Regions from separate parts of the Homo sapiens genome. Here region 1 is linked to region 2. A link is a loop called in an ENCODE intact Hi-C map of the cell type or tissue named here. Cell type or tissue: PC-3. All regions are shown on one strand. Links, peaks and the distances in the headings refer to the core of each region. The heading gives the core; the rest is flanking DNA. Region 1 overlaps CRACDL (CRACD like). Region 2 overlaps CRACDL (CRACD like).

Region 1 (12,023 bases), core at 5,767-8,266, 42 kb after region 2:
GGCAATGGATGTGCCGGTGTTGCATTTTTGCTTTATCTTTCCTTGTGGTGATGAAAAGAATGTATCTCTAAAAGTGGAAGCTGTGGTTACTAATCCCATTAGACAGTAGACTTACAATGCATTTATTTAAGTCTGTGACCATTTACTGGGGCCTAACACATGCTGTCGGTGCTGGGAAGACAAAGCTGAATTTCACCTAGCCTGGTCCTTCACAGGCTCACAGTCTTAGGGCAAAAGCCTTGTTCAGTAGGGAAACTTCCTGAGATTTCAACAACTTGTACACAATGAGAAAATGTGAAAATAATTTAATAGTGGATTTAAACTCTCTAGAGCAGCAGTCCCCAATCTTTTTGGCACCAGAGATCAGTTTCATGGAAGACAATTATTCCATGGACCAGGGAAGGGCAGGGGGATGGCTTTGGAATAAAGTTGTTCCACCTCACACCATCAGGGATTAGCCAGATTCTCATAAGGAGTGTGCAACCCAGATCCCTCACATGGCGCAGTTCACAATAGGGCTCGCACTCCTATGAGAATCTAATGCCGCTGCTGACCTGACAGGAGGTGGAGTTCAGAGGGTAATGTTTGCTCGCCCGCTACTTACCTCCTGCCGTGTGGCCTGCTTCCTAACAGGCCACGGTCTGGTACCAGTCCACGGCCCAAGGGGTTGGGGACCCCCACTCTAGAGCATTCATGCTGCTTGTCTAAACTCTTTTTAACTTAAAATAAAAACTAAATTAATACCTTTTCAGTTACTAAACTTTCAAGGTGATTTTAGATCTGTAAAGGAATCTAAATATTACCTATATTTTTACTCTCGATTTAAGAAAATAAAGGCAAACAAATTCAGACATACTATTTGTTCTCAATAATTGTATAATTTCCTCATATCTACATCTCCAACTCTAAACCTGAATGTTCTCCCAGGTCAGGGAGATCACTGGAGCACACTGGCTTTTGCTCTCAAGTGTAAGAAACCAGTTTGCAAGCTTGTGGCTTAACCTGGGGTCCGGCTGACTGATGGAAAACCTGAGAGCTGACCAAGAGGAAAGCAAGCAGGCCGGCAGGCCATGTGATGTGCCTACAGACAATGTTCTGCAGCCCCACCGGGGCAAATCGTTGGCATCTGTGGCCTCTATGTCATCAGAGTTCCAAAGTGCCAGCCTACCAGGGGCAAATGTGTAATCTCATTAGCTGACAGGTTCCTATCATGTTTATTTTTGTTTAATAAATGCAGATACTAGCTCTGTATGGAACATGTATTTCTGTCCTTCGTGCTGAAGCCTATTTTCTTAGTCTCTTGTAATGGGTTATTTCCCAGTAATTCATGATGCCCCTGTGTTGAATCATTTATGTCTGCATGTCTTACGTGTCAGGCCACAAGGATCCTGAGTGCGGTTCTTCTGCCCAGACCACCAGCTGATAGAATGTCGGGTGACAGCCCACTGTCCCAGGCTTGCTCTGTTCTCTCTTGCTGTCTGTCAACTGGGACTTTCCTTCTTCCCTCTGTCAGAGATTGCAGTGGCCTGTCTCATCACACCCATACAGAGCGACTGACAGATGTGACAGATGTCGGTGAGGAGCACAGTGTCTGAGATGACACAGCTGGGAGTTGCTAATTTGCTGAGCTGACTAGCGGTGGCCTGTCTTGTGTGAAGAAGCACAGGGAAGTGGCAGTTAGGAGGCCAGGCATCTGGTTGTGCCTTTCCCACTAGGTGACTGTGAAAACCTGAGCCAGCAGCCAAATCTTTCTCTGAGCTGCGTCTTCATGTGCTGAGTGAAGGGCCCGACCACACTCTCTTCTGTGACTCGTGGTGTACATGGGCGGGGGGCCGTGCCTGCCCCTGACAGTGAGGTGCTTAACTTAGGCGGTTGTACAGAGTGACGGCACTTTGGGAGGTGATGTTTGCAAGGCATTCCTGCGAATGTGGTTTGATCTCATAAGATGCTTATTATGCAGACTGTGTTTGTTCTGCACGCAGTACATGGGCTCCAGGTGGGAGGGAAGTGAAGAACAAATTGTGTAGCAGGCCTTGTCGGGGGCATTGCTACAGTGGGGTTGTTTTGGGGAGGACATCTTGCTTTCCTTGGAGATGGCCAGAGGAACAGAATCGGGGTGAGCCTAGGTTGCCTTCATGAGCCGAGGGTCTGTGTTTGTGACACCCTTGGAAACAGCATGAAGTGATCAGTAACGAGGATGGGACTTTCTTTGTAGAAACACCAGCATTTGTCCCCTGTGCCTTGGGCTACCTCTAATGGTGGGGTGGTGGGGTGACAGATGATGACAATACTGGGCTGGCCCAAGACCAGAACAGAAGGAACCACTGGTTCTGTCACCATTCCTTGCCCAAAAACCTTCCAGAGATTCTGCAGTCCCTTGTTGTTCCACAGTGTGGATTTTTGGAGGCCGTGGAGGAGGTCACCACACAGGTCCCATCTTTAAGAACAAGTTCTCCAATGACTATTCTTTGCCTCCTGGACACTGGGAGGGGTGCATCCAGGCATGCGGAGGGAGACTGGCCCCACGAGGCGCAAGGTGCAATGATTCTGCCCAGCAGCCCGTGCGGAGCCTCCTGACTCCCGGCTAGGGCATAGCCCTCAGGTTTCACTCTGGTGTTCCCACAGAGCCATGTCCACCTGGAAGGAACTGTGAGAAACCATCAGGGGGGCAACATGAGCTGCAGCTGCGGTTTCCTGTTTCGATTTTGATCAGGGATCAATGTAATCTATGATGGCTGTTGGGTTCTATATAGCATCACTTTGGGGTATTAAGCGAGAAAAGAACGTATCTGTGGCAGGTACCACTTATAAAAGTTCACCCTGAACAACACACAGCAAAGGGAAGATTCTGAAGTTACCTAACTCGTTTCTGATCATTGTTAACAATAGATCTAAGTAATTTAAGTGCTCAATTGGGCTTTGGGGCTATAATTGGTTGACTGCCTTTGCAGCTGAAAAGAACTTACCAGTAGCAAACTTGTCTTGCGGAATTATTTCTTTTTTTTATTTTTGAGACAGAGTCTCACTCAGTCACCCAGGCTGGAGTGCAGTGGCACAATCTCAGCTCACTGCAACCTCTGCCTCCTGGGTTCAAGCAATTGTTGTACCTCAGCCACCTGAGTAGCTGGGATTACAGGCATGTGCCACCACGCCCAACTAATTTTTGTATTTTTAGTAGAGATGGGGTTTCTCCATGTTGGCCAGGCTGGTCTGGAATTCCTGACCTCAGGTGATCTGCCTCCCTTGGCTTCCCAAAGTGCTGGGATTCCAGGCATGAGCCACCACGCCCAGCCAATTGTGGAGTTATTTCAACAGACTAGATGTTCAAAATATTCCGTGAGGAAAAGCACGTTGTAATGTTTGTAAATCCCCATGAGTGGGTGAGGGTTCCTCTTAGAGGGGCGGTGGGCTAAGTGGCACATCATGTGGGGGATCCTCTCGCCTATTTCCTGGCAGGCCCAGAGGGACTCCAGTTCTGTATCCCTGTCCCAGGCCAGTTCAGCAGTGGATCTGTTCCCACCCTGGGGTCAGAGCTCAGCCACTGTGGTCCCTGTGTGTGGGTTGTGCATTGCTACATTAGAGGTAGTGGAGCCCAGAAGGGAAGCTGTGTTCTGGGGACAGAGGTTCTAGGCACCCGTGCTGACTTGCCTTGTGGCCTTGGGCAGCTTGGTTGCTCTCAAGTTCTACAGCGATAGCTTCTCTTCCTGCCTCTGTCACAGAGATGATGTGGAGACAAACAAGGGAGCCGGTGCAAAAGTACTTTGTGAAAAAGACAGAAATTGCCCCTCATAGACATGAGATCTTGTTCCCAGCAGTGGAGAAGGTAGGTCCTGACATCGAGGGTTCCTTCTGTGTGCTAGGCACTGCATAGAAACTTACACGTAGGATCTGCTTCAATTCTCACAACCGCTGAGGTATGAGGTTTCCAAGTTAGGAAACTGAGCCTCAGAGAGGGAAGTAACTTAACTCCAAATCCTCGGCCCCAAATCCCAGTCTATTTACATCACACTGCCTTGTCTTTAAAAGAAACTATTGGAGCTTCTTCTAATTATGAACAAAATGCATGCGAAGTCAGAAAACTTAGGAAGCGTGAAAAAGCACGAGACAGTTTAAAATGAACATCATTCCATGACCCACAGATAACGTCAGTTCACATCATTTTGTGATCCTTCCTTTATTTATTCTGTGCACTAAGAGCTTTACGAAAATAAAAACGGGTTCTTACTGCATACATCATTTTGTACACGTCATACTCATCAAAGGAAGGTCCACGGGCAGCATCGTCAGCATCACCTGGGAGCTTGTTAGAAATGCAAGCATCTCGGGCTGCAGCCCAGGCTTACTGAAGCAAAATCCTGATGAGCAAGCTCTTCAAATGACGGGGATACATTCTCACTTTTATTTTATTTAGTTTTAATTTTTTTACTCTGGGGGTACAAGTGCAGGTTTTTTGCATGGATATATTTTATAATATAATGGCGAGGTTTGGGCTTCTAGTGTTCCCATCACCCAAATAGTCCACATTGTACCCAATAAATAATTTTCCACCCTCCCCCTTTTGAAGTCCCCATTGTCTATTGTTTCCATCTTTATCTCCATGTGTACTCCTTGTTTAGCTCCCACTTATAAGTGAGAACATGTGGTCTTTTCTTTTCTTTTGAGACAGAGTCTCACTCTGTCACCCAGACTGGAGTGCAGTGGTGCGATCTCAGCTCACTGCAACCTCCTCCTCCAGGGTTCAAGCAATTCTCTTGCCTCAGCCTCCCTAGTAGCTGGGATTACAGGCATGTGCCACCACGCCCGGCTAATTTTTGTATTTTTAGTGGAGACGGTGTTGGCCAGGCTGGTCTTGAACTCCTGATCTCAAGTAATCCACCCACCTCGGCCTCCCAAAGTGCTGGGATTACAGGCATGAGCCACCACGTCCAGCCTGGTATTGGATTTTCTGATTCTGAGTTGTTTCACTTAGGATAATGCCCCCAGCTCCATCTGTGTTGCTGGAAAGGACATGATTTCATTCTTTTTTATGGCGGTGTAATATTCCGTGGTGTACATGCACCACATTTTCTTTATCCAGTCATTTGTTGATGGACACTCAGGTTGATTCCCTGACTTTGCTATTGCATACTCTTAGCAGTCTGTCATAGCTGATTTTCCCCCCATTGCAATGTATGGTGGGTATTGTCCCACGTCACTGAATATTTTCCTGTATCATGATTTCTAGTGACTGGATAACATCCCTCATATGACTGTGTCCTGCTGCTGTGTCTGGTCTGCCTATGTCTCCTACTGGTGAGCCTTCAGGATGTTTCCAGGACACTGTTATAAGAATGCTGGGTTATCTCCTTAGGACAAATTCCCCAGAAGTGAAATTACTAGAGCAGCAGGTTTTGATACATGCTGCCAGATTCCAGCCCAGAAAGGATGTAGCTTGCTTGGTCACTCAGACCCTTGCCAGGGTTTCTTGGGAGGCAGCTGCCATCATGGGGAAGAGCTCACACTTGCGGAGGCACAGGCCTTGATTTCAGGGTCGGACATTCCACTGACTGCCTCAGTCATCTCGGACTGGTTGCTTAGCTGCTCAGGCCCTCTATTTCCTCACCTGCAAAAAAAGCAATGGACCATTTAACTCATAGCTGGTTGTGAGCCTTAAATGAGGCCTGAGATGTGCTTAATAAATGTTCATTTCCTTCCCTCTGAATGAAAATGAGCCCAGGGCCTAAGGAGGTCCTATCACAAAGTCCTTAGATGTCCTTGCATAAGATATTTTCTGTTGCAGTTTATAAATTCTATTCTAATAGATGCACATGGGTGTCACTGACCTTTTCGTTTGGTTCTCTGATGTCTCAGGGAACGTATGGCTTGGGCACAGCAAAGAAGGGCAAAGAAAGAAAACTGAAATTTTCTGCTCCTGAAATTTGAGCAGAGAGGTAACATGTGTGCACCGTGCTGTGGAGAGCATGCTGGGAGGCGGTGGAGGGGCAGTGAGAGGTGTCAAGGCCTGCAGGTGTCTTGCTACCCCTGCTCTTCGCGAATCTCGCGGTCCCTGGGCATTCACACGATGTGACAGCGCCTCCCTTCGGGGACTTTGTCTCAGTGTGGAGTGATGTCTTGTTCGGGCATTGGGCCACTCTGTGCTGGGCATGACCTGTATGCTGGGCTTCCACGGGGACAGAGTGCTGAAGAGGCTCCTGAGGGGGCCCTACTACTGACAGAGGGCAGGTCACATGCCCAGAGCAGGCGAAAGCAAGCAGCAGAGGCAAGCTGCATGCTCAACCCGGCCCACCGAATGGGGTGGAATTGCCACTGTGGGCCTTGTGGGATTTGGCCAGCTCGTGTTGCTGGGCAGAGTGCTGCTGGCTGGGACAGTCCTTAGAGACCTCAGCCCTGGGGCCCAGTCCCTGTCCCTTCAATAATCCATTCTGCTGCAGGGGCCCCTGCACCACCTCCCAGGATACAGGGGACTCTCCACCAGCTAATTGGCCCTCTCCCTGGGAGAAGGCCAAGTCGTTGGCAGGAGCACAGTGGGCTGCACAAAGGGCAAATGTATATAAACTACCTTCAGCGCACTGCGTGATTATCATCTGAGCTCTCCTCTGAACTCACTGCTTTCTTCTGTCATCATCAAATGTATTCGTTGTGCTTTAAAATTAAATTGTAGGCCATTTGAGTAGAATTCTATATACAGTTGCCATTTGGAAAACAGAAAAGCAAACTAGGGCTTTTTCAGAACCATCTTCAGAAGTTGCCCTTGCTGCTGCCTGTTCCTGAGTTTTACTAACATAGAATCGCACCTGCCACCCAGAGCCCTCTGTCAACACTCCAGATATTGCCTGGAAACTGCTGACTGTACCGGTTGCAGTTGGCAAGCCATCAGACTTGGGAGGAACTTGAGTCAGGTGGCATTGTGATGCCAGTTGCAGGAGTCTATTATTTTGAAGTGGCAGCTGCAGGTAATCAGATAGGAGCCACCAGGGCAAGTGGCTGTGTCACGTGGGGTGGCTGGGGAGCCGGCTGGGCAGGCTCAGTGGGTGATTTTTGGGAGGGTGTGGCCCCTGCACCTGTCAGGTTTGGGCTCCAGGGGGAGGGCTGGAAATCCCATCAGTGCAACAATGAGTGGGGCAAGCAGGTCCCTGGTAAAGGAGCATTGGGAAGGCCCCAGGAAAGCAGTTAACAAAGCATATCAAGGACCTGAGGTAACACGATGGGCCTTTAAGGAAAAGTAAAAAGAAAACTGAAACTGGGGAGCAAGTGTGCAGCGCAGAGACGAGCGTGCCTCCCACAGGGTCCCTCGCACTGAGATAGCAAGTGGACATCAAGGCGAGGCAGGAGGGGCCGGGTGGTTTTGGTGCTGGAATGAGAGAGGAGAGCCCTGGGCCTGGGTGTGTCTGGCTCAGAAGCTGTTTCCGATTTTCTCAGCATTCCTCTTTCTTCCTGGGCCCTGCCCTTCCTCAGATGGGGAATGCAGCCTCACCTGCCATTGCCCTTTGCCTGCTTCCATGGTGAGCACAGTCAACAAAGCCCAAGCAACTCAGTGGGGATGCCAATCACAGGGAGGCGAGTCCAACTCCCTACAGAGCCAGGCCACCCCCATCCCGGCCTTCAGGGCTTGGAGTGGAAGGCGGAAGTGCATTGCGTTTCTTAGACGGCCTTTTCTGCTGTGTGCCTGTGCACCCGCCCAAGGAGCTCACGGGGCACAGGAGGGCTGGGCTTGGCAGAAGCCCCACTTCCTCCTGGCGCACGGGTACTTCTGTGAGAGATGGGGACAAGGGCTCTTGATCAGCAACCAGTGGTGACCCGTGGGCCCTAGGCCACTCAGAGGAAAGGGAGGCCCACTCTTCTCCCTGCTGCTAGCTTCCAGGAGGATGAGAGAGCTGGAGGCTCACAGCACACTCAGGAGGATGGCTGCCTTTTACCAGTGCATCAGGCCTGACCCCAGGTGGGCCCTCTGAGAGCAAAGAGGTGGTGGGGGAGAGTCGCGAGGGAGGGGAGGCCAGGCCGTGACTCCCGGGGCGTGGGTGGCCACCATCCCCTGAGGCCTATGGATAAATCTGCAGCGTCTGTTACCTTATGTTCTAGAATGTTTGTGACCTCCTTACTTAACAGACTTTTTATCTCCTTGAGTTGTGTAAATTCTGGAGCAAAATAAGGATTTTCTTTGTTTCCTTTATGACACACACGCATATTCATAAAGAGAAAGGGAGAGGGAAAGGGGAGGAGGGCTGGGTGAGCAGAGTGTGCCATTCTTACCATACCGTGTTTACACTTGGGATCTCCATGGCATAGTTGATATGCTTTGAGTGAAGGGAAGGCAGCAGAGGTCAAAGTTTAAGGATGTTGTAATTATGCCACTACCTAAAGCTCAGCACCAAAGGACTTGTGTTCAACTGATAGCCACAGCCTTGGGAGACGCTCTGCCTGAGCTCCTGCACAGCCAAAGCCAGGGGCCCTACACAGAGACATCTTGTCCTGCTGTAGGTGACCTTATCCCTGGAAGGTGTTTGGCTCTCAGTGCATTTTGACTCTGTGCACCGTGGTGCAGAGGGAAATAGAGCTATGGCTTGATTAAAATTCATTTGCTTAGCATAAATAAACAGATTTGTGTTTCTCATACCCCACATGGAAAATTCCCAGTAGGGCAGTCTCTGTCAGTACAGGTGATGGTTATATCCGCACATCACTTGAGCTGGGCGAACGGTCTTGGGAAATTGTTGTTGCTTCTTTGGAAAGACCCACCCACTGCCTGGCAGCAGGGCTTGGAGGGTGCTCTGGGAGTTGGGGCAGACAGTCCATCCTCAAAGCCTCACTTTCGTTTGTTACAAAGGAGTAGTAACCCAACAACTCAAGGATTCCTTGTGAAGACAGGGCCTTGTACTGGGTAAAACCCTGTGCATATAAGTCATCATCATTGTTACTGTTTCATAAAACTCTTTTTACTAAGAATGAAACCTCAGTGCCTGATTCTGCCCATTTTATATGGGCCAGGATAGAGTGGTGATGTTATGTCTTGGTAATAGGCTTCGGAGCATTATTTCCTACTGAAAAAACAAAACAAAAACAAAAACAAATTCAGCTCCACATCTGCTGTGCTGCAGAAATGTCAGTCATAAATGTAGGGTTCTAGATAAATGAAGCAGTATTTTGGGGATATATGCATAGAAAAATGGAGTATATTACCTCAATAAACTCATGAAGTTAAAAATAAGCCAGCCCTTGCAAAACTGTGCCCAGGGCTTCGGTGTCCTGTTCGTCACATATGTGTGCAGCAGTCAGCACGAGTCATAGCTCTCACTCAGAGACTGAACGTTGCCAAGTTAGATGGCCTCTTTGCAAGACACTCCTCAGCGTTAGAGTGAATTTATATTGTATCTTCCCAAGAATTATGCAAATAGAATTTCTAAAATAAGGCTATGAAGTCTGATGCTTAGCTCTTTTTGAAATAATGGTTTTGTAAAAGTCTCTGATAGTTTTTTTTTTAGTCTAATGACCTGAAAATGTCTAAACTAATGTTTTTCAAATCTCATATGAAAACATTCACCTCAATGAATGTGTAAACAGGTCGCTGTTATGAAAGCTGTCATGCTTTGCAGTCTAAGACATGAATTGTATTCAGGGGTGTTCGTGCAGGCTTAGGTGGCCCATGTGAACATAGGCTCATGTGTGCATATATAGAGTATACACTGTGTTGGATAGCTGTATGCATGCCTAGCTAAGTTAGTTAATTTGTCCATTTATAGGGACTCTGAATACCACTAAATCAACTGTTATGTAGGTAGTTTCTAAAAAATAGTGTAGTTTATATAAGATACTATTTATATGCTTATAAACTATGCTGTTTATCTCATGGCTGACTGAGTGTTGGAATGAAGCTATGGTATTTTCTTGCAAAGAAGCAGCCCAGCAAGTTGTGGCCTGCCATTCTCTCTAGATGCCCTCACTGTCCCTGCCCTGCCCACGGCTGAGGGGAAGCCTGGGGAAGTAAACCAGGCCTCTAAGCAGGGGCCTCCTCTGCTTCTATATTCCTTTACTCCCAAACCGAGGGGTCTGCAAAGCCCAGCAGACTTCAGCTCTGTGTGGCTATAGGGTAGATGATGTTTATAGGAAGACACTAGGCAAGAAGAACTCAGGCTAAAGAAATGTGACATTGTCTAGCTGAGTCATAGATTTTGAAAGAAGTCTGTCCTTGAGGCATTAATGTGTTGGGTGATCATTAAGAAGTGATTCTGCTGGTCACGGTGGCTCACACCTGTAATCCCAGCACTTTGGGAGGCTGAGGCGGGGGATCACCTGAGGTCAGGAGTTCGAGACCAGCCTGGCCAACATGGTGAAACCCTGTCTCTAATTAAAAAAAAAATACAAAAAATTAGCCTGCGTGGTGGTGCGTGCCTGTAATCCCGGCTACTCAGGAGGCTGAGGCAGGAGAATCACTTGAACCCAGGAGGAGGAGGTTGCAGTGAGCCAAGATCATGCCATTGTACTCCAGCCTGGGCATCAAGAGTGAAACTCTGTCTCAAAAAAAAAAAAAAAAAAAAAAAAAAAAAGAAGAAGTGATTGTTTCATCTATCAGGTGTTACTGCTAAGTGCCTCTGGATCATTTGCTCATTCATTCATTCATTCATTTAACAATATTTATTGAGCACTACCATGCAGCTGTTCTATGCTGGTGACATGTTATCTCTCCTCATGGAGTTAGTCTTCCAGTTTTACCTACTTAGCAAGAAAGGGGCTTTCTCTAGGCCACGCCTTACTTTAGTTTTTAAACATCAGACAAACAGTAACTACAGGGCAATAAGATACTTCAAATCTGACCAGCCAAGTTCCTTTACTCGCCCTTCTTGCTTTACTTAGAGCTCTGTCATTTAGCATCTGAATATTCTCTAGTTTCAGCCCTTTGATTATGAGATTTCTTTGCTTTCTTTTCTCTTATATGTCAGAGCAGATCTGTCTCTCTGTCCTCGCTATCCTTTCTGACAAGAGGACAGAGAAGGTTTTGCACACAAGTGGATGACAGCTTCAGAGAGCAGGAGGTGGGAGGCAGAGGTGAGTGGATCACCTGAGGTCGGTGGTGGGCACCTGTAATCCCAGCTGCCCAGGAGGCTGAGGCAGGAGAATCACTTGAACCCAGGAGACAGAGGTTGTAGTGAGCTGAGGTTGCGCCACTGCACTCTAGGCTGGGCAACAAGAGCGAAACTCCGTCTCAAAAAAAAAAAAAAAAAAAGCAGAAAGTCCTCTTGACACCTTCAGGGAGAAAGGGTTGGCTGCAGTGAGGTCCGGTCTTGACGCCTCTTTGGTGTGGGTACAGCTGTCAAGTCCCTCTGCTTTTGAGGATAATAATATCATTAAGCAGCAAGCTGGCACAATTTTTGAACAGAGATTTCTCACAGGAACTCTGCAAGCATTTCACATTCCATTTGCTTCAGTAATGTGAAACTTATTTTTCTAAAAAAAGGTACAGGCAGATCTTGGCATGACTCACTAGAGAACAATAGTTAAGTCATAATTTATTTTCATCTTTTTCCCCAGGAAAGGGAAAAATTGATTAAAAGTATGGGGAATGTAACCAGGCGTGAATCTGTAAAGGGGAAATGGATCAAAGAATCACACAAACATGTATACATGTAAAATGGGTAAGTTTTGTGAACAAAAGGCACAGGGTCTCCCATAGTATGTCGCGGGAGGTCTTGACACATCCTGAAGGGACAGATTGGTCTTCCTGCGGAAGTGGAATGAAAGCTGAAATCTGAAGGATGAGTAGGAGTAAGACCAAAGTGGAATGTGCAGGGAACATCAAGTTCAAGCAGAAGGAACAACATCTGCAAAGGCTCCAAGCTGGAAGGAAACGGAGTGCTATTGGTGGAGGGAGAGCAGGGCTGAGGCACGCATTCTGCTGGTGTGCACAGGGCTTGGGTTGGAGTCCAGCCCACCACCTCCTCTTGTTGACGTTTGTGTCTGTCCACGTTTGTGTTTTCCCCTATTCCTGCCTGCACCTCCAGTCTTCTCCATGAGATTGCATCCCTCTTCCT
Region 2 (12,023 bases), core at 6,376-8,875:
CACCTGTAGTCCCAACAATTTGGGAGGCTGAGGCAGGAGGATCGCTTGAGGCCAGGAGTTCAAGACGAACCTGAGCAACAGAGAGAGACCCCATCTCTACAAAACCTTTTAAAAATTAGCCAGATGTGGTGGTGCATACCTGCAGTCCCAACTACTCAGAAGGCTGATGTGGGAAGATTGCTTAAGGCCAGGACTTCAAGGCTGCAGTGAGCTGTGATCACACCACTGCACTCCAGCCTGGGCAACAGAGTGAGACCCTGTTTCAGAAAAATTTGTAAATTCATAATAATTTAAACAGTTTGGTATTGTGATGGAAATAGACAACATGCCCATGGAACAGACTAGAAAGACTGGAATATAAAAGTTAATATATCTGGTTACTATTTAACCACTTGGGAAACCATCAAGCCCCTTGCTCATATCAAACCCCCAAATATATTCCATGTGGATTAAAATTTAAATATAAAAATGAAATCATTGAAGTGCTAAAAATAATTTAGGTAAGTAAGTAGTTAAGGGATGAAAAACATCTTTCTACACATGATACCAGAGACAGAAAAAAAGTCTGCAACATAAATGACTAATGTATTATATAAACAACTTTAATAATGAATATGAACAACTCATTGTGAATGAACTTCTTAATGAGATAGTGGGTGAGAGATATGAATTAGTTTGCAAAAGGAAAAAATTGTCCTGAAATTAATAAGGAACCTAAAAAGAATCCGAAGAGCCAAGGCAGTCTTAAGCAAAAAGAACAAAGCCAGAGACATCACATTACCTGAGTTCAAACTATACTAAAAGGCTAAAGTAACCAAAACAGCATGGCACTGGTATAAAAATGGACACCCCTTTCAATAAATGGTGCTGAGAAAATTGGATTGCCATATGGAGAAGAATGAAACTGGAACCCCTATCTATCACCATATACAAAATCAACTCAAAATGGATTAAAGACTCAAATGTAAGACCTGAAACTGTAAAAACACTAGAAGAAAACCTAGGGGAAACTCTTCTGATCATTGATCTAGGCAAAGAATTCATGTCTAAGACCTCAAAAGTACATCCAACAAAAACAAAAATAGACAAATGAGACTTAAATGAAAAAGCTTCTGCACAGCAAAAGAAGCAATCAACAGAGAGAACAGACAACCTGCAGAATGGAAGAAAATATTTACAAACTATGTATCCAATAGGGGACTAATATCCAGAATTTACCAGGAACTTAACAACTCAACAAACCCACACAAAATCCCATTAAAACATGGGCAAAGGACATGAATAGACATTTTTTCAAAAGAAGACACACGAATGATCAACAAGCATATGAAAAAATGCTCAACATCACTAATCATTAGAGAAATGCAAATTAAAAGCACAATGAGATATCATCTTATAGCAGAAAGGATGGCTATTATAAAAAGACAAAAAAATAACAGTTGGCATGGATGAGGAGAAAAGGGAACTCTTTTTTTTTTTTTTTTTTTTTTTTTTTGGTAGACAACATCTTGCTCTGTCGCCCAGGCTGGAGTGCAATGGCGTGATCTCGTCTCACTGCAACATCCACCTCCCAGGTTCAAACAATTCTCAGCCTGGGCCTCAGCCTCCCAAGAAGCCGGGATTACAGACATGTACCACCATGTCTGGCTAATTTTTGTATTTTTAGTAGAGTCAGGGTTTTGTCATGTTGGCCAGGCTGGTCTCGAACTCCTGAACTCAAGCGATCCACCCGCATTGGCCTCCCAAAGTGCTAGGATTACAGGTCTGAGCCACTGCACCCAGCCACTTCTACACTGTTGGTGGGAAAGTAAATTAGTACAAGCTGTATGGAAAACAGTGTGGAGATTTCTCAAAGAACTGAAAATAGAACTACCATCCAATTCAGTAATCCTACTGCTGGGTATCTACCCTAAGGAAAAGGAATCATTATTTTAAAAAGATACCTGCACTTTTATGTTCATCACAGCACAGTTCACAATAGCAAAGATATGGAATCAACCTAAGTGTCCATTAATGGATGATTGGACAAAGAAAATGTGATATATATACACAGTGGAATACTATTCAGCCATAAAAAGGATGAAAGCATATCTTTTCCAGCAACATGAATGGAACTGGAGGCCATTATCTTAAGTGAAATAACTTAGAAAGACAAAATACCCCATGTTCTCACTTATAAATGAGAGCGAAATAATGCGTATACATGGACATAGAGCGTGGAATGATAGACATTGACAACTGGGAAGGATTAATGGGTGAGAGATGAGCAACTACCTACTGGGTACAATGTTTGGGTGATGGTTACACTAAAAGCCCAGACTTCACTACACAATATATCCATGTAACAAAATTGTGCTTGTACCCTTTAAATGTATACACATTTTTAAAAAGGAATTTGCTCGTAAAAGGAGAAATAAATGTCAGTAAGTGTGAGAAAGTCAATCTTACATTAATCAAGTAGGTGCCTATTAAAGTAAGATACTATTTTTTGCTATTAAATTGACAAATTTGTGGTGTGCTTTGCTTTTGTTTGTTTGTTTTTGTGAACGATGGTACTCAATGCATGTGAAAGTGTTTGGCAAGGACTCTCATATGCCTTGGGAGAGGAAGCTGCAAGCTTTCTGCCAAGCAGTTTGGCAGGATGTCTCAAACCCTTTAAAAGAATTCCTCCCTTTATCCTGGGGATTCCATTTCTAGGAATTTATCCCAAGGAAACAATTAAATCTGCAGTCCAAAATTCCTATGCAAGGATGTTCATCACAATGTTACATATAAAGGTGCAGATTTGGAAGGAATTTGAACATCCAATGATGGGGAATGAGTCATTCGTCTGCCGGAGTGCAGTGAGGCCCTTAGGAACATTTCTAAAGGATGCTTAGTCACAAGGGAATGAGGGAACTTCATGATCTAAGGCTAAATGAAGAAGGCAGGAAGGATAGTGGGCCGAGCCGGAGGGAGAAGAAGGCCCATGGGGAAGAGGCAGGGGCCAGTGCCAAGATAGGAGACAGAAGGTGCAGGATGTGTTGGAGGGCAGGCTCAGCTTCATTTCATTCAGATTCCCTTTAGTAAATTCTGATTGAGCAGATACTGGGTGCAAAGTACTGTCATTTAGGCTCAGTTTAGCAAAGGAGATGGTTTGGGTGAAGTATACCGAAGGACAGGTGCTGACCCCGGGTAGGCTCTTGCTCAGGGCAACAGGCAGCTGCTCTGCCCTGTGTCCATGCCCCCACTCAGGGACTCGCTCCTCTCCTGGCCTCTCACCCCTTCTCTGGGGAGCTGCTGTCTTCACCTCCTCTTCCCAGGGTGCATAGAACTTTTAAAATTAAAAAGAAGAAAAAAAATTCAGGATAATAAAACTTTTTAAAAAGAGAGGTTGTATCCTACATTAAAAAAAATGATATTTATGTGTGGGAGTAGGGAAAAGACTGGAAGGAAACATATAAAAATGAGATTTCTGGTTAGCTGTGATAGAATTATGGGAGATTTCATATCTTTCTATATTTTTATAATCAGCATTTTTTAAAAAAAACAGCTTTATTGAGGTATCATTGACATATAATCTGCACACATTTAAAGTGCACAGTTTCATACATCTTGATATATGTATATACCTGTGAAACCAACACCATGATCAAGATAGTGCACGTACCCATCTTCCCCAAAATTCCTCATGCACGTCCATAATCCCTCCCCAGATCCCCTGTAGGGCAACCCCTGGTCCACTCTCTATCCCTATTACTCAGTTCACACTGTTTCCTAGGATTTGGCTTAAATGGAATCGTGCGCTTTTTGGCTTCTTCCAGCCCATGATTATTTTGTGATTCATCCATGTAGTTGTGTGTGTCAGTGGTTTCTTCCTTTCTGTTGCTACGAAGTATTACATTGTGTGGGCATAGTACAGTTTTTCTAATCCAATGAATCACTTGATAATTAGGAAAGTCTCCCCTTTTTGTAAGCATGCCCAGAGATTGGCTAGGGTCCTGGGAGTTTGGATCTGTGCCATCCGTCTGTCTCTGTAAGTTTGGGACAGTTCCTCAGGCCTGGCCCAGTGACCCTGAGGGCAATGGCCCGGCCAGCCCAGTGGGCACCTGGGCTGTCATTCGTCAAACACAAGGCTTGGCCATGCCTTGAAACACTCAAGCTGCCTAGAAAGCATGTCCTCATGGTCAGAGCTTTGATTTGGGTGCCAGGAGGTTTAGTGGTGGTCAGCGGATGTGCTTAGTAATTGCCTTTGTGCCTTGCCTCGGTGGGAGAGTTGGAGAAAGCTTGATGTCTTGTCCGAAGTTGGTGTTGCCTAACTTCCACGTGTCACTCATGCCCTTGCCTACACCTATGTGTGGCTCACAGCTATTTCCCCCACCCCCAGCAGGCAGCCCACCCTCTCTGAAGAGCAGTCCCCTCTTTGCCTGCCCAGTGCAGCCCCTACCATCACTCTGTGGCTCTCGTCCTTCACCTGGCAGAGCTGATGGCTGTCCCTCTGTGATCTAGGTGACTTTCATGAGGTCTCCCTGTCTCTTGGATTAGCACAGACCCAGGCAGCTCCTCCAGGGCTCCACAGCAAGTCATGTTCCACCAGTCCCCGGGCATCCCTGGTCCCTATGGTCCCATGGCCTGCTCCCTGCCCTGTGCCTTGCCCCACTCATCTCTGAGGGTTCCAGGAGGTGCCTCCCACACACTCAGAAAAGAAACTGCTATGATACCTGCTCCGGTCAGCTCCTGGCACTGCCTCCAGGGCTGAAAGGGAGGACTTAGCCTGTGCTGTTCCGTGTAGAAAGGGGCAGGTGGCCAGCACCTCTCCAGCACTCTGTGCCCCCTTGTCTCTGAGCCTGAGTCTCCTCAGGTCTGGCACGTGATGTCCTTTTCTGCCTTCTCTTATCACTCCAAGCATGAGTTGGACCCAGTCCTGTCCTGGTCGACCTTCCTCCCCTCATTATTTCTCTACTTTGAGCAGCCTTTGCCAACCCCCTCAAAACCACTCATACTGGCAGGGACCTGTGACTGTGAACAGAGGCTGGTGCCAAGACCCTGGGTCTTCTAGACCCGGGGACTCTGGACAGCACCTCTTTGCCCACTGGACACCCTCCAACTGCAAACAGCATCTCCTGGGGCTGGGCCCTGCTCTGGGAGCAGCCTTCCCCTTCTTCTCTCTCAGGGGCCTGGAGTCCTGGGATGGTGCTGTCTAACCGGGCACAGGAGGAAGAGAGGCTGGCTGCCCAGGGACTCCCTCTGGAGGAGTGCTAGTGGACCTGTGCCCGGAGCCGCCCAGCCTCAGGCCTCAGTCCATGTCCCCACGTTCAGCAGAGACACTGATGGAGGGGTCTGTTGGCAGGAGAGCCCCAGTTGTGGGGCCAGCGTGAAGCTCCATGAGGTCGCCAGCCGGCTCCCCAGAAGCAGGCGAAGGCTGGTGGGGGGCAGGGGACAGAGCTCCTCTGTGCCCTGCGCAAGCTCCTGTCTTTAAAAAAGTCTCCCTTGAAGAGGATGGAAACTAACAGTAAGCTGTCCTGGCCCATATCCAGCCATGTAATCTTAGAGCCCCCCACCTCAGCGGGGACAGGACTCAACTTCCGTAACCTGATGTCTGGGTGAGGGCTGCAGGCTCTGCTGGAAGCTACTGCAGGGCTCCTCCTCATGCTGTGGGCTCAGGCTTGGGCCCCAACCTTGAGGGGAGGGTGGAGGGAGTGAGGGGGTAGGGTCCAGCCCAGGAAACAGGCCTGTGAGGAGGTGGTGCTCCTTGCTGTGGGGGGCTGGGAGCTGGGCCAGCAGGACCCTGCGAGTTGCTCAAGGGCCCCTTCCCATGTCTGCAATTACAATTACCTCTGAAGTGAAGAGCTTCACCAACACAGTCACCTGGGTCCTTGGGGCTCCTGCCTCCTCCCCCTACCTGGCTCCTGCCTCGGCTTCCTGGCTCCTAGTCATGAGAGGGGCATGGGCAGGCAGCCAGCCTCTTACTGGCCAGATGATGCTGAAAGCCTGCATTGCAGAGGTGATTGCTTAGCCTTTCAACAGGGCACATACAATGCCCATTCTGGGAGGGAGGCAGCCGAGGCTTCCATGCATTCAGGACCTCCCCAGGTCCTAGGGCTGCGCATAAAGCGTAAACCATGGAGTTGGGTCTGAAGCTGGCTTTATATTCTCCCCATCTCATCCTACTGGGTTGCTGCAGGATCACCTGCCCCAGGCCAGGTGCCTTGCCAGGGCTCTCACATAGCTTAGCTGATTGCATCCTGTAAACAACCCTGCAAGAAAAGGATTGCCTGAATCTTCATTCTAACGACTGGGGAGGCTCAGAGCGTGTAGGTCACTTGCACAGCCATGTACATTTGCTAGGGCTTTCTGCTCCCGAAGACCATGCTTTCCGTGACTCCTCAGATGCCCAGACTTGCCTTTGGGTGGGAGGTGTGGTCCTGAGTGACTAAGGGACTCCTGGGTGAGTCCATCGGCTTGGCCCTCTGCCTGCACCCTCCAATCTATCTCCTCCCAGCCAGCCCCGTGGGTCCTTCCCAGTCTGACCACAGTGCTTCTTGTGTCTGAGCCCTTCCCCACACTCCCCACAGGCTCCAGTCTTGTACTCCCTGTTCCCCAAGCACTCCCCTACCACAGGCCTCACACCTGTGTCCTCTCTGCCCAGGGACCTGCCCCGCTGGCTGACTGCCCACGGACCACCCTGAGTAGCTTTGCCAGCTCTCTTCCCTTCCCACCCCCCGACAGAGGTGACCGTTCTCATGTGGCTTCCCTCTAGACAGCACTCCACACACTTCCTTTACAAGTGGGTTACAGACATGCCTGTCTGCCTCCTGCACAGACTGAGGATTCTCAAGGGTGGGGATGGCACCTTAGGTTCTGGCATACTCAGAGGGAGAGCACATAGTAGGTCTTCAGGAAAAGGTTTTCAAATAAGATTGCATTGAACTTCTGGAGGCAAATTATCTCCCTTCTTTTCTGATCAAATGGTTTTTATGTTTGGGAAATGTGGCGGTAGTGTAAGAATTTGCCACATGCTGAAATAGGTCTCAGTGATAAAGAGTAACAGGTTTAATTTTTAATTCCAGGTTTTAACTCCATGATTGTGTGCTATGAGTATATGGCTGCATGTCTCAAGAAATTCACTGGCTTTAAAATGTGGGCTTAGCTACTGCCAGTATGATTTGATGAAAGCGGATAGAGGTCTCAGATCCACCCCCGGATTCCACCGTCAGGCCCAAGGACGGACCCCTGGCCATTGACTGATGCCAAGTGGGTGCCTGGCAGCAGCCTTCCTTCCCATCCCTGCTTCTGGACGCCTCAGCCGTGAGTCAGAGCATGTGCAGCGTGGGCTTGTGCGGGTGGCAGGGAGCCCAGAATTAGCTCAGCTGCGTTTCAGCAAGGCTGCAATGGGGAGGGGGAGGCTGTGCCAGGCGGGGGCTGAGAGTCAGCACCCTCAACCACAGTGGGGGTCGGCTCTCAGGAGCTGTCATAGACCTCAGGGCATTCAGGGAAAGCCTGCTGTGAGCTGAGCACAAGCCCGATCATAGATGAGCAGAGGGTCAAAGGACCAGGCCTTGCAAAGCCGCAGCTGGTGTGACCCCCGCCTGCCGGAGACAAACATGGACCCTGCATGGGTGTGGCCAGGTCATGCCTGGGGATCGAGTGGCAGACAGGTGTGAGCATCACCGAGCTCACTGCTCACAGTCTAGCAGAGACGGCTGGCTCAGTGCCTTCACCTACCCCCAGCACACCCAGGCAGGCAGAGCCAGTACCAGACAATGCATCGCCTCCTGACTGGTGTTCTTTCACTCTTTGCGAACTGCCTTTTTGTTAAAAGGCAGAGAATTGTTAGCACAGGTACTTTAATATATTGCAAAATGTTTTATTTGCCCTTGCGCCTTTCCTGCTCATTCTAAACTCTGGCACAGGTATGCTGCCCAGGACGCCAGTGGTTGTCACACCAGAAAACAGGGGAGCAGCACTTGTCACTCTCTGCTCATTAGGGCAAAATGCAGGGTGGGTTTTGTGCCTCCCAGGGGTGTGGAGGGGTCAGGCACTTGTGTCACCACCAAATGAGTCAGCTAGATGGAACAGTAAAATATTTAATCACAAGCGTGTCAGCATTGTTCTAGAAAAACACATCTCTAGAGGCTGTGGTATGTGGTATGGGCACATCATGTTACCTTTGTGGGTTTCCCGTAGCCATATGCGAAACACACACGGAGCAGAGATTGGTACGTTTGGGGTTTCCGTGGGTTTAATTTTGTGAGCACCGCAGACTGGGAGGAAAACAAAACACCCTCAGGTTCTCGGGGTGGCCCAGCTTGGAGGCTAAGCCAGATGGTTTCTGCCCTGACCTGTCCTTGGTCACCAGCATTCGGGTTCACAAAATCAGGGTGGGCTGGCTGCAGAGCATTGATAAGGGGCCACCCACCAGCTCCTTCAGGTGGGCTTGGGAGCACACTGTCCTTCAGGCGCCTCCCTTCCTGGCACTGGCACCCCTGACTGGGATCTGGTCCTTCTCTTTGATCTTTGGACAACGCGTGTTGGATGACAACTGGGCCTGGCACACGAAGTGGGAAATTCTCAACTGTGAGAGTCTGAGAGCGGGGACCTTGCTGCCCTCAGCCTTGTCCCTGCGGAGCCTGATGTAATCCGTGGCATGTGGAGGCCCCTTGCTAAGTGCTGTGGACTCCGACCCTGTCCACATCCCTCTGCCGGTACCAGCCCCGGAGGCATTGTGCAAAGGGTCTCACACATCTGGAGAAACCCTCCCACTGATGTAGCCTCTGTTCTTTGCAAGGCCCAGTGTGCACCCAGCAGTCTCGCTTGAGCCCCCGTCCACTATGAGGGAGGCAGGGCCAGAATTCATATGCCCCTTTTAAGGACGAGATACTTGAGGCCCAGAAAGCAGAAGAGGGGTGTGCCTGTGACGAGAGCAGGAGCACGGGCGTGGGGGTCTCTCACCTCTCAGTTCGGCACCTCACCCAGGTGCCTGCTGCTCCCCCGATGCTTGGCACTGTCCTACCAGGATGTGCTGCTGACAACTTCTCAGCCTCCCTTTAAAAATAAAGGTGTCTTAGATCTTTCTGATTCTCTGTGCCCAGCAAACTCACTGGAAGCTAAGCCCAGAACAGCCCCTCTTTTACTGAGTGGTAATTCCCTGCAACCTTGAGCTCAACACCTTATTTACATCGCCTCATTTAATCCTCCTGTCACCCGTAAGAGGAGGCACCACATTATTGGCTCCACTTTGCAGAAAAGGAAATGGGCCCTGTCAGGGCAAACCCTGGCCGAGGCCACCAGCAGGTGAATGGAGCTAGGCCTGGTGAACTGCAACCCTGAGCTCTGATGGCAGGTGGGTGTGGAGGGAGGGAACACTCCAACTCCCACTCTCTCGGCTTTGAGGCTCCTCCTTCTTTTGTAGAAACGGTTGTCATTGTGAGCAGAGCAGACTCTGGTTTTGGGGGATCCTCAAAACAGTGGCTGGGAAACAAGGAGCATTATTTATTTATTTATTTATTTATTTATTTATTTATTTATTTATTTTGAGACAGAGTCTTGCTGTGTTGCCCAGGCTGGAGTGTAGTGACGTGATCTTGGCTCACTGCAACCTCCACCTCCCAGGTTCAAGTGATTCTCCTGCTTCAGCCTCCCAAGTAGCTGGGATTACAGGCATGCACCACCATGCCCAGCTAATTTTTTGTATTTTTAGTAGAGACGGGGTTTCACCACGTTGGTCAGGCTGGTCTCGAACTCCTGGCCTCAGGTGATTCACCCGCCTTGGCCTCCCAAAGTGCTGGGATTACAGGTGTGAGCCACCACACCTGGCCTCAAGGAGCTTCTTAGTTTTCAGAGGTGAGACAGTCTCCTCTTCTCAATGGGGAAGTGGGAGGTCCTGCCTGAGGGTGCATCCCAGCTCACAGCCCCCTTGGTAAGAGGTCTCTGAAATCGGCTTCCTGCAGGTAGGAGCAGCTGGAGGAGGAGACAGAGCCATCCTTCCGAGGTGGGAAGTGGTGCCAAGTTATAGGGAAAGTGCGATGTGGGAGAGATGGCGTTACTGACTACTCATGATGTACTAATCCGGAGGGGTGGGAATCGGGGCAAAATGCAGCCATTTCCTGCTTCAGAATTAAGTTTCCCCTTTTTGAAAGCGGCCCAAGCCCCGCTACCCATTCCTTTTGTTGTTGGCTTCCGTAGCTACTCTGCTGGCCCTCTGCCACTCTCACTTATGGGCTTTGTACCTCGAGACAGGCTCTGTGAGTTTACAGGTGGCAGAGGAACAAGATTCTCCTGCCTGTAAGGGAACCAGGGAAAAAGAGCAAAGTGGCCAGGTGGCTTGAGGTGTGCTAACAGATGGAGCGTTTGGTGCCAGGCCCGTTCCCTGGAGAGGCCAGCTGGTCTGGGTGTCAGGTTTCAGTGGGCCTTAGAGCAGGCGGGTCAGCAGCAGAAATGTGCTGGAGGGAGGAAATGCCATTTGCCTGGCCAGTGTTTGCTCGCGTCCTGCAGCCTGACAGCTCAATTTGTTTGCACCCACAGATTTCATGAACAGTGGTTTGACGACGGTTGCTTGGGTCCAGATTACATGGAAACATTTAGAACCTCCCCTGGGATTGCATCCTTATCTCGTAATCATAACTGCTTTCTCAGATTTGTAATAAGGGTTTTCCTGAACCTGCTCACCCCTTCTTATAAGTTACAGCAGTGACATCGCAGTTTTTATGTGTAAACCAGAAGCAAGTTGAACCAAAATAAAGAAAGCAATTTTGTGAACAAATAAGTTCCCCTTGAGAAGCACTGGGAATCAAATGCAAATATCATAAGGGACAGTTAAGAATCTGCTGTTGCTATCTAGGGCTCATGAATCTCCTGATGTGCAGAGAAACCATACATAGCAATCGCTTGACAGCTTTCTGCCAATCTCTTCTGAATTTTCACTGAAGAAACCTCCCCAGAGTCTCAGAGGAAGCAGAGCTGCTGAGATGCTGATTCACTGTGTGAGGCTTAAACTCAGGACGCATTTATACATCCTGTACTCTCAGTGTTTGCATGAAGCTTTTAAACACGGGGCTGGGCAAGACAAGTTTGGGGCAGTGGGCTTTTTCCGTGTGTAGACCTCTGAACCTTTAGGATTATTCTGGCTGTGCAAATTTACTGATACAAATAAATATAGGGACTCTGGCTAGGCTGAGAGAAAACAGATGAGGTATGAATGAAATTTATTTCTGTACAGATGGACTTTTAGTGGAAATTGTGAGGCTCACTCCACTTCCCAAGTGTAGGTCCCAGCCTTCGGTAGACTCTGAATGTCGTTGCACCACTGATGGAGGCAACACCAGAGAGGGGAAGGTCATTGGACTGTAAGCCACCTTGGAAACCCGAGCCTTGGTCTGTTGTCCAGGGCAAGTGGCAGCTTGTACCAGGGAAGGGAGGGGACAGACCTTAATGGAGTTTATCTGCCTGATAGGCATTTGCAGCAATAGAGTGAGTTTGGCTTTGGGTTTTTGTTTGGGCTGATAAAATCTTTCTGTTCACTTCCAAGCTGTTGGGTCGACAGGCTATCCACAGGCTGTGGGATGGGAGAAACTGTGGAGCCATCCAGCTGTGTGGCCAGGAAGGATGGCTAGCCTCTCCCCTGCCAGACTACTCACTGCAGGGACAGGGCAGGCATTTGCCAGGTAAATAACTTTTGCTGGAGGGTTGACATGGAATGGCATGTGCAAGAGAGGCGGTGTGGGACCCATTCCTGTCCCACAGCTGAGATTTTGGAATTGTCTGGAAGAGATGCCCTACCTGAGGGTGACCTCGGAGCTCTCTCTAGGCCACACATTTAGGCTCTTCTGTTCTTGTGGCTTGCCTCCCAGTTGAGACAGCCAGTCCGTCTACTGGTTACAGCTTTGAACATGAAAGGAGCTCCAGGGTACTGGCAGCTCCTGCTACGGAGTGGCTGGGCTGGGCCAGAAAAACCATGAGGTGAGATCCTCCCATTCCAGCTTCAAAACTGCATGTTCTACCTGACGTCGGAGATGAAAACTGGCCTTCTATTCCCATGGGTTTAT

What was found. Peaks named below come from ENCODE experiments on the same cell type or tissue, not always from the same donor. Only the 100,000 strongest peaks of a DNase experiment are listed, where the experiment ranks them.
Region 1: it touches region 2 in a loop (2.1-fold over the local background); 9 of 110 quality-filtered maps call a loop at or near these places.

Annotation. Positions count from the first base shown.
Region 1 is chr2:98,864,994-98,877,016 of GRCh38, reverse strand. The region is part of intron 1 of CRACDL (CRACD like); the gene reads left to right. Among named protein-coding and RNA genes, the nearest start is that of CRACDL, 65 kb to the left of the region's middle. RefSeq lists enhancers at 1,226-1,285, 1,606-1,655, 6,900-7,507. In PC-3, for the core only: no CTCF peak of the experiment used is centred there; a DNase peak (open chromatin) is centred at 6,886; H3K27ac peaks cover 1,255 bases.
Region 2 is chr2:98,908,012-98,920,034 of GRCh38, reverse strand. The region is part of intron 1 of CRACDL (CRACD like); the gene reads left to right. Among named protein-coding and RNA genes, the nearest start is that of CRACDL, 22 kb to the left of the region's middle. RefSeq lists a silencer at 2,615-2,909 and enhancers at 6,878-7,461, 9,876-10,375. In PC-3, for the core only: no CTCF peak of the experiment used is centred there; DNase peaks (open chromatin) are centred at 6,434 and 7,334; H3K4me3 peaks cover 781 bases; H3K27ac peaks cover 2,260 bases.